Linked DNA regions of Homo sapiens: region 2 is linked to region 1. A link is a contact called in ENCODE POLR2A ChIA-PET data. All regions are on one chromosome and are shown on one strand. Each heading gives the region's core, a stretch centred on a gene start or an enhancer-like site at or near the end of the contact. The rest is flanking DNA. Distances are from core to core; before and after follow the strand shown. Region 1 holds the start of STX1A (syntaxin 1A). Region 2 has its middle 34 kb from the start of TMEM270.

Evidence for each region. ChIA-PET counts read pairs that join two places held with the same protein, here RNA polymerase II (POLR2A).
Region 2: POLR2A ChIA-PET joins it to region 1 with 15 read pairs in BJ. The contact joins the enhancer-like site here to the promoter of STX1A in region 1. POLR2A ChIA-PET finds 5 or more read pairs at or near these places in 4 of 52 experiments (BJ, K562, MCF 10A and 1 more).

What each region holds. Positions count from the first base shown.
Region 1 is chr7:73,716,521-73,722,218 of GRCh38, forward strand. STX1A (syntaxin 1A) reads right to left here and starts at 3,149. Exons shown (of 10, transcript NM_004603.4): 1 at 3,082-3,149. The coding sequence starts at 3,111. RefSeq lists silencers at 2,545-2,624, 2,735-2,794, 2,805-3,004, 3,065-3,264.
Region 2 is chr7:73,891,868-73,897,565 of GRCh38, forward strand. No RefSeq gene overlaps it. Among named protein-coding and RNA genes, the nearest start is that of TMEM270, 34 kb to the left of the region's middle. Within about 2 kb of position 3,189, at least 12 of the 41 ENCODE cell types and tissues checked have a DNase peak (open chromatin) inside an H3K27ac peak, as active enhancers do.

The DNA.
Region 1 (5,698 bases), core at 1,899-4,398:
CTCCTGGTTGAGCATTCCAATCTCTCTGCCTTCACTAAGCTGTCCCCTCCTTTGGATCACCTTCTCTCCTCCTATTCAAATCCAGCTCCTGCTCCTGTGCTATCCCAGGGTCTCTTCTTCCAGGAAGCCTTCCAGGATTGTGCTGCTCCAACTCTCCCTCCTTGCTACGTCTTCAGCCTCCTGCAACAGGTCCCATGTGTCTGTCCCACATGACCTGGCACATAGACAAATACATGTTCTGGGCCCAGGGAGAAAGGTCAGCTCTGCAAAGTCCCCAGGAAGAAAATCAGGGAGTCTCTGAGTTGAGGGGAGGAGGCAGCTACAGCCTGAGTGGGGCTCCTGGGGATGCTCTAACCTAAAAGTCTTTCCCTGGCTGTGTGACCCTGGCCCTGTCTTCGGTCTCTCTTTGTTACCTGTAACCTGCAAGTGGCCTTTCTGATCTCTGAGGGACTGCGACAGCATTGAGGCCCCCTGGCTAGTCCCCAGTGACCCCCTTCACTCCCCATCTGCAGAGGGAGAGTTGGGAGCTGGAGAAGGCTGGAGAAGGCTGGAGGGCTGGGCCGGGCCTGCAGAGTGAGGAAACGCGCCAGCTCCTTCCCCAAGTGTGACTTTTATAAATAAGCTCTCTTCGCCTCCTTCCAAATGTGGTGGTGTTGGGTGGGGGAGAAGGAGAAAGAAGAGGGAGGAGGAGGAGGAAGAGGGAGGGAGGGAGGGCTGGGAGCGGTGCACAGCCGCTGTCCCCAGCACCATCTCTGTTCAGCCCAGCCCAGCCCAGCCCGCCCCAGTCCAGCCCAGTCCAGCCCAGTCCAGCTCAGCCAGTGCTGGCCTCTTCCTTTCTGGGGATTCTGGGCTGAAAATTCTGACTCCTGGGGCTTCAGGCCTCCTACAAATGTGGAGCTGGAGTCAGGAGACCTGTAGCCCTGCTTCTCGTCCCGAGAAACTGAATTCTAGGCTTTCCCATCCCCACTTCACAGATGGGAACCCTAGGTCCAGAGGGAAAGCAGCCTGTGGGAACAGTGGCCCCACCAAGACTGACTGTCTCACCCCACCCCGGGTGGGCTCCTGCCTGCCAGCCGTCCACCTGTCTGCTAGAAAGCCCTCCCTGGGCAGGGCCACCCAGCAATGGGTACAGCCTCCCTGGGCTCTGAATGCCTTGTGTGGGGAGGGTGGGGGTGTCTGGAGCGGAAGCCTCAGACCATTCAAAGCAAAGCCTGGCTTCACCATCTAATCAGGGGGCGAGGAGGTAGTAACAGAGACAGACATCAGAGCAAAAAGATCTGGGTTCAAACGCTTCACAACCCCAGCTCCACTGGCTGTCCCCCAGTGTCAGCCAGGCCTGAGTCTGACTATCTTCAGGGATGAGGCAAAGCCCTTTTCTACCACCCCTCCCTCTAGCAGGCAAGCCGTGTTTCTTTTGTGCCTCAGTTTCCCCTTCAGCTAGGGGGATGAAGGCTGACATGCCAGAGGCTATTATCCTATGTAGGGGCCCATGGTTCCCCTGACCACTTGGTTCCCACACACACCCTCAGGTAACCTACCAGGCGCCTAAACATCAGCACATTACACCACACAGCCATCCGTCACCAGGAAAACACTCATTCTGACTCAACGGAGCTCAGGAAACTTGAGGGCAACCACAGGGGCCGCGGGGGAAGTGTTTAGAGCCCATATGCGACTTGAGGGACCATCTTCTTCCTTTGAAACCTCATGGGGTTTACACCAGGGGCTGGGCGCTCGGCCAGGAATAACAGGTCTGGAGGCAAAGTGGAGGCCGTGGTGCCAGAGCAAGTGGGGGACATGAAGGCAGGGGAGCCCAGGTCCCGGCTCCAGGATGCCCAGGAGGCAACCATGACATAATGGGGCAGACAGGCTCCAACTCAGGGAGCCTCTGGGTGGAGAAGACAAGCCGTGGGGTCAAATGCCCAAAGGACACTTGACATTTTCCATAGGAGGGGACCTTAGGGTTCTAGTTCCTAGCCCAGGGAGCGGGGTGGGGGGTGCTCCCAGGGATCAGCAGGCAGGGCTGCCAGCCAGGTGGCCAGCCAGGGGACCAGATGACCAGATGAGACTCAATCTAGTCTTGAGCCTTGATCCACCCCCCCTCCCCGACACACCCAGAGAGGCTTCATTTCCGTCGCTGTCCTCCACTCCCGGTCACCATCCTCCTGGGCTCCTCATCCCTAAGGGCAGAGGCCAGGGGAAGGGGACCCACGCAGGCTGCAGGGGTCTCTGGGCTGGGAGAAGGTGGGCTCTGACTCAGAACGTTTGTGCATCCTCCTACTCCCCCCAAACCCCGCCCCAGGAGCCACACCCCAGGGGTTTCCCAGATACAGGTAGAAAAATAGATCCAAGTCGCAAGGAACCCTGAAGGGTCTGGAAACGCCAGCCAGTGCTGCCCGAAAGCCCGAAGGTGGATAGGTGGACCGGGGGCGGGTGTGACGCCCCCCCCCCCATACCTGGGGCGGGCAGTGGATCCCTACTGCGACCAAGCAGAGGGGGAGCCACAGGTGATGGGAGCCACAGGTGACCAGGGTGGCCCGAGGAGGCCGCCACCACCCGACGATCAGGTTTCCGCAGCGCGCCCCGCAGCGGGGCCCCGCGCAGGGGACCGGCACCGGCCCACCGCGGTCCCCTCGTCTGTCTACACCAAGGAGGTTCCCACCGCGGTCCCCTCGTCTGTCTACACCGAGGGGGCACGGGAGGTCAGAGATGAGGGGCAGTGAGGGGGCCAGAGAAAGGGCCTGCTCTGCGGGAGGGGGAAGAGGTCCCGCCACCAAAACCCCATCATACCCTCCGAACCCCCCAAATCAAGAGGGCCCCGAAAAGTTTATCCAGGACCCCGGACTCCAGCCGACCGTCCACGTGTCAGCGCGGCCGAGCTCACGCGAGCCTGACCCCGAGTGGGTCCGAGGGGCGGAACCCGGAGGGGGGTCGAGGTCCCTGGCTCGCCCCGCTCCCTTCAGCCCTGGCTGGGGGCGCAGGAGCGGCCACCATCCTGGCCGCGGGAGCCGGGCGGGAAGTGTCCGGCGCGTTGGCGCTGGCGGCGGGCGGCGGGCGGCCGCGCGCTGGGGCCGGACTCACCGTGCGGAGCTCCTGGGTTCGGTCCTTCATGCTCCCGGGAGTGGCAGCGGCGCCGGCTGCAGCCGTGTGAGCCCCGCATGCGCGACGGCCGCCCCGCGGCTGCGCAGCGCCAGCCCGGCCCCGCCCCGGCCCCCGGGACCCCGGCCCCGCCCCACCCCGCCCGGGCCCCGCCCAGACCCCGCCCAGACCCCGCCCCACCCCGCACGAGCAGCCCCGTGGGGATCGAAGCCCTGGGGTCTCGTCCTGGACGTTCCGCACGCGTGATCGCTCCCGGGGATGGGTCCCCAGAGACCCTGCTGCCTCCTCTGCCCCAGCCCTGTCTCGTTTTTTATTTATTATTTTTGGAGACAGGGTCTCGCTCTGTCGCCCAGGCTGGAGTGCTGTGGTGCAATCATAGCTCACTGCAGCCTTGAGCTCCTGAGCTCAGGCAATCCTCCCGCCTCAGTCTCCTGGGTGGCTGGGACTAGAGTTGCTCGCCACTACTCCTGAATAATTTTCAAATATTTTGTAGAGACAGGGTCTTGCTATGTTACTCAGGCTGGTCTTGAACTCCTGTCCTCAAGCGATCCTCCCTCCTCCCAAAGCTCTGCGATTACAGGCGTGAGCCACCGTGCCTGGCTTCCAGCCTCTTCCCGACTTAGCAGCTCAGCATCCCTGTCCCAGAATCCGGTCCTCATCCTCAGATCCCTTCACTTCCCCAGAATTTGCTGAAGGTTGTAACTCCCTCCTTCATTTCATTACCTTGGGACCTCCTGCTCTCCCTTCTGTTCCCCAGCCAAAAACCTCCTGGAGAGTTCCAGTCTGGGAGCCTCCACCCTTCCCCCTTGCTCCCATCATCCAGTAGGGACTCAGGCACTGGCCTCTTCTTTCCCTAGGATTTCTCAGTTCACAGCTCTGATGCTGCGTGACCCACCCCTTTTTCCTGCAGGATGAAGGAACTCCTCTATCTTTTTATGTTTGTTTGTTTGTTTGATTATTTATTTATGAGATGGAGTTTCACTCTTGTCGCCCAGGCTGGAGTGCAGTGGCGCTATCTCAGCTCTGCCTCCTGGGTTCAAGCGAGTCTCCTGCCTCATCCTCCCAAGTAGCTGGGATTACAGGTGCCCACCACCACGCCCGGCTAATTTTTTGTATTTTTTAGTAGAGACAGGGTTTCACCATGTTGAGCAGGCTGGTCTCAAACTCTTGACCTCTTGATTCTCCCGCCTCGGCCTCCCAAAGTGCTGGGCTTATAGGCGTGAGCCACCGTGCCCGGCCTATTTTTTTTTTTTTTTTTTGAGACGGAGTCTCACTCTGTTGCCCAGTCTGGAGTGCAGTAGCACGATCTTGGCTCACTGCAACCTCCACCTCCCGAGTTCAAGCAATTCTCCTGCCTCAGCCTCCCAAGTAGCTTGAGATTACAGGCACCCACAACCACGCCTGGCTAATTTTTTTGTATTTTTAGTAGAGAAGGGGTTTCACCATGTTGTCCAGGCTGGTTTCGAACTCCTGACCTCAAGTGATCTGCCTGCCTCAGCCTCCCAAAGTGCTGGGATTACAGGTGTGAGCCACTGCACCCAGCCAGGAACTACTCTATCTTTGGGAAAGAGATTTGAGTTATGGCCCCCCTCTCCTCCTTTCCCTGCATCCCCAATCCTGAACTCTGGCTCTAGGCCTGAGGTTCTATTTTCTCTTTTTTCGTTTTTGTAAAGACGGGGTCTCCTCATGTTGCCCAGGCTGGTCTCAAAGTCCTAGCCTCAAGCGATCCTCCTGGCTTGGGCTTCCAAAGCACTGGGATTACACTTGGCCAATGTAGGTTCTATTTTCTATCTAGAAGCCTGGGGCCTGGCTTCCTCTAGGACTCATGGGAAAACCTGTGGAGGAGTGGGAGTGGGGAGGCCAGTCAACAGCAGATGTTCTTTTGAAGGTCCCTGCCAGCATCTTGTTGCAACAGTGGTCTCGCACACACCCCCATAAGCCCGCTGTGCCCTCCACCACCCCCAGCTGTCACTTCTGTGGCCCACACCCTCTTGACCTGAAGCCAAGCACATCCCTTCCCTTCCCCAGGACTGCCAAAGCATTGGAGCTCTGGAGCCAATCCAGCCCCCTGCTGCCCAGTGTGTCTGGGCCTGGCACCTCTCCCAGACTATGGGCACAGGTTAGCTGGCTGCCAGGCAAGCTAGGGACACTGTTCCAGCTTTCCCTTCTTCCCTGGAAAATCTGGCCCAAGACGGTCCGATGTGGCCTGGCAGAGGGAACAGCCACACCCTGTTCCAGTTGTCCCGGCTTCAACTTTGGGTGCCCTGCAGAATGGGCATTGATGGCGCCCCACTTCACAGAGGAAAAGTAAGGAGGTAAGTGCTAGAGGAACTTGCCCAGAGATGACAAGTGACAGGGGAGTCTGCCTGACTCCTGGTCTAGCCTGCAGGGTGAGTCAGTGGGGTGGGTCACAGGTATGCCCCCAGAGCCCAGTGTCTGGCCCCTTAGGGAGAGGGCAGGAAAGGGAGGCTCAGCTCCTGCCCTCTGAGAGCCCTGGTGTCACACCAAGCATCACTCATTGAGACGCATATTAAATAGTAGCATGAAAAATGAATAAAGAAATAAATGTGGCCAGGCACAGTGGCTCATGCCTGTAATC
Region 2 (5,698 bases), core at 1,939-4,438, 180 kb after region 1:
AGCTTAGCAGGCAGTAGCCTGCCTCTTTCCTCCTCAGGCACCCCACTTGGACTTGGGGGCTCCTAAGCCATGGCCAGTATCTGGGCAGCCCTGAGCCAGTCCTCAGAACCCTGCTGCAGGAGTGGCTGAGCTGGCAAGAGTCACTGTGTGATCTGGCCACAGCCAACATCCCGTGTCCCTATTGTATTGATGAGGCCACTGAGGCCCGGGGAGGGGAAGGGACAGTTTTGAGGTTACACAGGCAGTTACAGCTCACCCCCGTAGCCTCTCATTCTTCTTTGCCATTGCAAAGAAGAATTTTTTTTTTTAAAATAGATATGGTATCTCAATCTCTGACTCAGGCTGGAGTGCAGTGGTGTGATCATAGCTCCCTGTAGCCTCAAACTTCTGGGCTCAAATGATCCTCCCACCTCAATCTCCTGAGTAGCTGGGACTGCAGGGTCGTGCCACCACGCCGGCTAATTTTCTTTCTTTCCTTCCTTCCTTCCTGCCTGCCTGCCTGCCTTCCTTCCTGCCTTCCTGCCTTCCTGCCTTCCTTTTCTTTTCTTTTCTTTTCTTTCTTTCTTTTTTCTTCCTTTTTCTCTTTCTTTCCCTTTTTCTTTTCTTTCCTTTTCTTTCTTTCTTTCTTTCTTTCTTTCTTCCTTTCTTTCTTTCTTTCTTTCTTTCCCTTTCTTTCTTTTCTTTCTTCCTTCTTTTCTTTCTTTCTTTCTTTCTTTCTTTCTCTCTTTCTTTCTTTTTTTTTTTATAAGAGATGGGATCTTGCTATGTTGCCCAGGCTGGTCTCAAACTCCAGGTCTCAAGTGATCCTCCTACCTCAGCCTCCCAAAGTGCTAGGATTACATGCATGAGCCTAGCCTGTAATTTTCCTTCTGTTGATCTGTGACTGTCTCTACGTAGGGTCACTTGAGTGGGCTTCACAGAGGCCTTGCTTGGGGGGCAGTACACCTCTTCCAGGAAGCCACCACGATTTCTCTCCACTCCCCGGCTCTCTGAGCCATGCACATTGGCTGCCTTCCAGCTGTCCTGGAATCATGCCTGGCTCACGTTCCTACGAGCATCAACATCTGAAGCTGAATTCCACTTTCACCTCTGATGCTCTATGAACTTGGCAAGGCCTTGTCCCTTTTTCCCCCACTTTACCCATTTATAGAATCAAGGCATTGAACCTGCTGATTTTAGAGGTGCTGCTGTGGAATTAGGGTTTCGGTCAGGGAGGCTGAGCCCAGAGTCTTGGTGGACTCCGACTACCAGCACAAAGTGTAACTGCAAGAATTGAGCTGGGGAGGCAGCAATCCTGGGTGAGAATCCTGCATCAGCACTTGATAACCGTGTGGCCCCCAGCAAACTGCACGTTGGGCCCCAGTTTCCTATAAAATGGGGGAAACCAGCCAGACCGGGTCTCCATCAGGTGTTATTAAATACGATCGTGGCTTCGAAGGTGTTTGCTAAGTTAAACAGAGCCAAGCAGGAGGATGTGCAGCATGGGTCACCTACAGCACCCCATGCAGCATCGGGTTCAGGCAGATGACCACACGTGGCACCCTGCCGAGGGAACGTGGCAGGTGTCTGGATGCGGCGTCCCCAGGCGACTTGTGTGGGCAGTATTCCTGGCAGTGCATGCTGCGTTCCCAGCCGGTCCCACTGCTGGGCCGGGACAGCCCCCGCAGGAGGAGGCTGGGCTCCCCCTGCAAAACCATCCGTTGATGGGAGGGGTGGGGGGCCACCTGGCCCTGGCCCAGCCTGGCTAGCCTCCCATCCCATGTTTTGTTCACAGAGTTTGGAATGTCCTGGGACACAGAGCTCGGCTCCCTGGGGGGGACACTTGTGCCATTGCCTTGATCTCATCGCTGGACAGGTTTCTCCTTCATTCCAGCCCAGGACTCGGCAGGCTCCCAGCTGCAGCTGCTGCCAGGCCCAGTCCGTCTGTGTCTGTCCCAGCGCTGGCAGCCAGGAGTGTGCAGCTGGGAGTGGAGGGCTTCCCAGGGGAGGCTCCCCCAGCCCGTCTGCGTGGGCCCTGGGCACGCCTCCCAACTGGATCTCCCCAAGCCACTGCCAGCTGACCCTCTTCACAGACTCCTTGGTCTGTGACCTCAGACTCTGGGGCCCCAAGGGTAGTTTGGAATGATGTTCTCAGGACCCGGGGACTTGGGAAGGGCCAGAGCGTGCCAGCTGCCCTGGTTTCTGTTCCCCTTAGCAGGCCAAGCTATGCCCTAGAATGGGGCTCTGCCAAGTGTGTTGGGGAACAGGTGTTGTATATATTCTGCATGCACATGTGTGTAGAATTTCCCTGAACTCCCAGTGTTAAATATCCCTAGATTTGGGAGTGACATATAAGGTTGATTAATGGCAGGGTGAGGTTGGGGTGGAGGGCTAAGGAGGCTAGGGTCCTTGTTCAGGAAGGAGCCCATCCTTACCTGGAATGTATATTCCTGCTGCACCTGGCTCACTCTATCATGTGCCAGTCTGGGATGGCTGGGTACTCTACACCTTGACTTGGTCCTGTATGTCCAGCCACCGGCTGGAGAGAGGGGAAGCAGGGCTGGTCTTGTCGTCAGAAACATGGAAAGGTCTGAGCATGTGTGTTCATATGCATGAATATGCATTATTCTTGAGATCTCAGCTCTGGAAGGAGATCGATCCTTACCTGGCCACGGTATGCGCCTGGTGTGCCTAGCTCCCACCGTCTGCTGCTTTGAGATGGCTCAATAATGGTGCCTCACCTGGGCCCACCTGGCTGGGATATAGAGCCAGGGCACCACGATAAAACCAAGAGGAATAGTGCCTGGGGGAGATAGAGCCGAGGATGGTCCGCCGTGGTGTGTCCTTAGCATGGGCAATTCCTGCCCTGATGTAGGTCAGTATCCGCCTCAGGCTCGGGCAAACTCTTGTCTTTCCACATCATTAATGAGGAGACTAAATAAATCAGTCCCTCTGGAGGGCCCCCCAGCCCCTCAGGCAGCCTGGCTGAAGCTATTAATATTCCCCGTGTTTATGACCCCTTGGCCCTGCTGCCAGACTCCTCTCTAGCCATTGAAATTAATTTTGTGAATCAGAAAGAGGGGGAGTACAGCCTGTTGGAATCCAGGACGATGACATTTCCACCTCCCCCCTGTGGTGAGTCCCACTCACTAATTCTATAAAGCAGTCACCGGGCCAGCCCAGCCTAGGGCCGCCCGCCTGGCTGGGGCTGCCTCATGCCTCTGCTATGCTCTCCCCACAACCCCCAGGGAGGGGGGCTGGCCCCAGCCCCGATGATTCAGGCCCCCTGACACCTTGCACTGATGTCAGTGGGAATGGAGACCTCAGGCCCCAGGACCTCCTGGCCTGTTGCCTGCGCCCGCGCCCTGCACGGGGGTTGGCCCCGGCTCGTGCCTCTCGTGACCTTCCCATGGATGGGGCCTGGCTGGGAAACGAGGCCAGGCCAGACGGCCTCTCCCTCATGCTGTCCCCTTTCTGAGAGCTGCCCAAACTGGCGCCGGGCCGTCCCTTGGCCTCCTTGGGTTTCGAGGACTCATTCTAAAATTAATTTGGGGGAATTCAGGGAATTTGTGAGCAAGTTCCCAGAGAACTGTGGCTGCCCTGGGGGCAAGTGTCTCTCCTTCCTCCCACCCTCCCCCACTTTAACTTCCCCAATTTCCTATATGAGCAGATCCTCTTTGGGTAAACTCATTCCACAAAGGGCAGGGCAGGATGCCTGCATGCTGTACATTGGGGTAGGCTCTTTCCCCCTCCACCCCCACTATGAAGAAGTTTCCAAGAAGAGCTTTTCATTTAACATAGTCTCAAGTCATTTAAGATAAGATTTGCAAATATTTTCTCTCATTCTGTGGGTTGTCTTTTTCATTTTCTTCATAGTGTCCTTTGAAGCACAAAAGTTTTCAATTTTGATGAAATCCAATTTGTCTATTTTTTCTTTGGTTGCTTGTACTTTTGGCATCATATCGAAGACACCATTGCCAGGTCTAAGGTCACGAAGATTTACCACGATGTTGCCTTTTAAGAGTTTTCTTGTTTTAGCTCTTACATTTAGATCTTCACTCCATTTTGAGTTAATTTTTATATATGGTGTGAGGTAGGGGTCAAACTTCATTCTTTTGCATGTGGATATCCAGTTGTCTCACCACCATCTGTTAAACAGACTATTCTTTCCCCACTAAATGGTCTTGACACTGCTGTCAAAAATCAATTTACCACAATTGTAATGGTTTATTTCTCAATTCGATTCTATTGATCTATATGTCTATGTTTATGCCAGTAACACATTGTCTTAATTACTGTAGCTTTGTAGTAAGTTTTGAAATTAGGAAGTGTAGGTCCTCCAAATGTTCTTTTTCAAGATTGTTTTGGCTATTTGATGTTCCTTGAAATTCCATCTGATTTTTAGAATGGATTTTTTCCATTTTTGCAAATACACCACTGGGATTTTGATAGGCATTGCATTGAATCTGTTTTTGGTAGTATTGTCATCAGCTTTGGGTAGAATTGTCATCTTAACAATAACAAGCCTCTAATCCACAAACATGGGATGTCTTTCCATTTATTTAGATCTTTAATTTTTTAATGATATTTTGTAGCTTTCGGTGTACAAGTATTATGCTTCTTTTAAAACATTTTTTCCTAAGTATTTTATTTTTTGTTGCTACTGTAGATGGAATTGTTTTTTCTTAATTTCTTTTTTGGATTGAGTCATTGAAAGCAGAATTTGGCCTAAAGTATCAACATAAGTGTCATTTATGACTCAGCTTGTCAAGACTCCACTTGCATGAAGTGAGATCCACCTGTGACACTTAGCCTGGGTCAGTTGCTAACTGAGGTCTGCTCTATGACCCCATTTCCTGGCCTGGCCGCTGCTCAGATCCTGGCCTCTAAGGGAACATTTAAATTCTTAATCCTAAGTCTCCCTGCCTGCAGTGTCTCTCTGCTTGAGCCAATCTCCTCCCTCCTGCTCAAATAATTCTTCTAAACCTGATTGTGTCACTTCTCTGCATAAAGCTGCCAACAGCTCCCCATCATCTTATCCACAAGAAAATTCTGAGCTCTTTGGCCTTGTGTTTAGGACCCTTCATCCTTATTGAAGGCTTCAGTCTTTCAGCCAGCTCTGTAGGCCTTCTCCACTGAGATGTCCCAGATGTTGGAAAGTCAGGTTCAAAGGAGACTCGGTGACTGCCCCAACCTCAAGCTCCTCTTCCACTGTCTTCATCTCCACCTGCACCATCTCCATCCTCCTGCTTCCCCACAGGAACACAGCTCTCTTCCTAGATGCCTCCTTTTCCCACCTCACCTCCCTATACCTCATTATCAAGTTTAAATTTTTAAATTGTTTAAAAAGAAGTGCAAGACTTGTGCACCAAAAGCTACAAAACATCATTGAAAGAAATGAAAGATCTAAATAAATGGAAAGACATCCCATGTTCATGGATTGGAAGGCTTATGATTGTTAAGATGCCAATTCCACCCAAAGCTGACTTTACCTCCTAAAGCCCTCCTATGCCTGTGCCCTCTTCTTTACCTACTGCCACTTAGTTTAGATTTTATCTTGGCCTGATCACAGGCTACCAGAGTGATCTTTTTTTTTTTTTTGAGATGGAGTTTTGCTCTTGTTGCCCAGGGTGCAGCGCAATGGCATGATCTCGGCTCACTGCAACTTCTACCTCCTGGGTTCAAGTGATTCTCCTGCTTCAGCCTCCTGAGTAGCTGG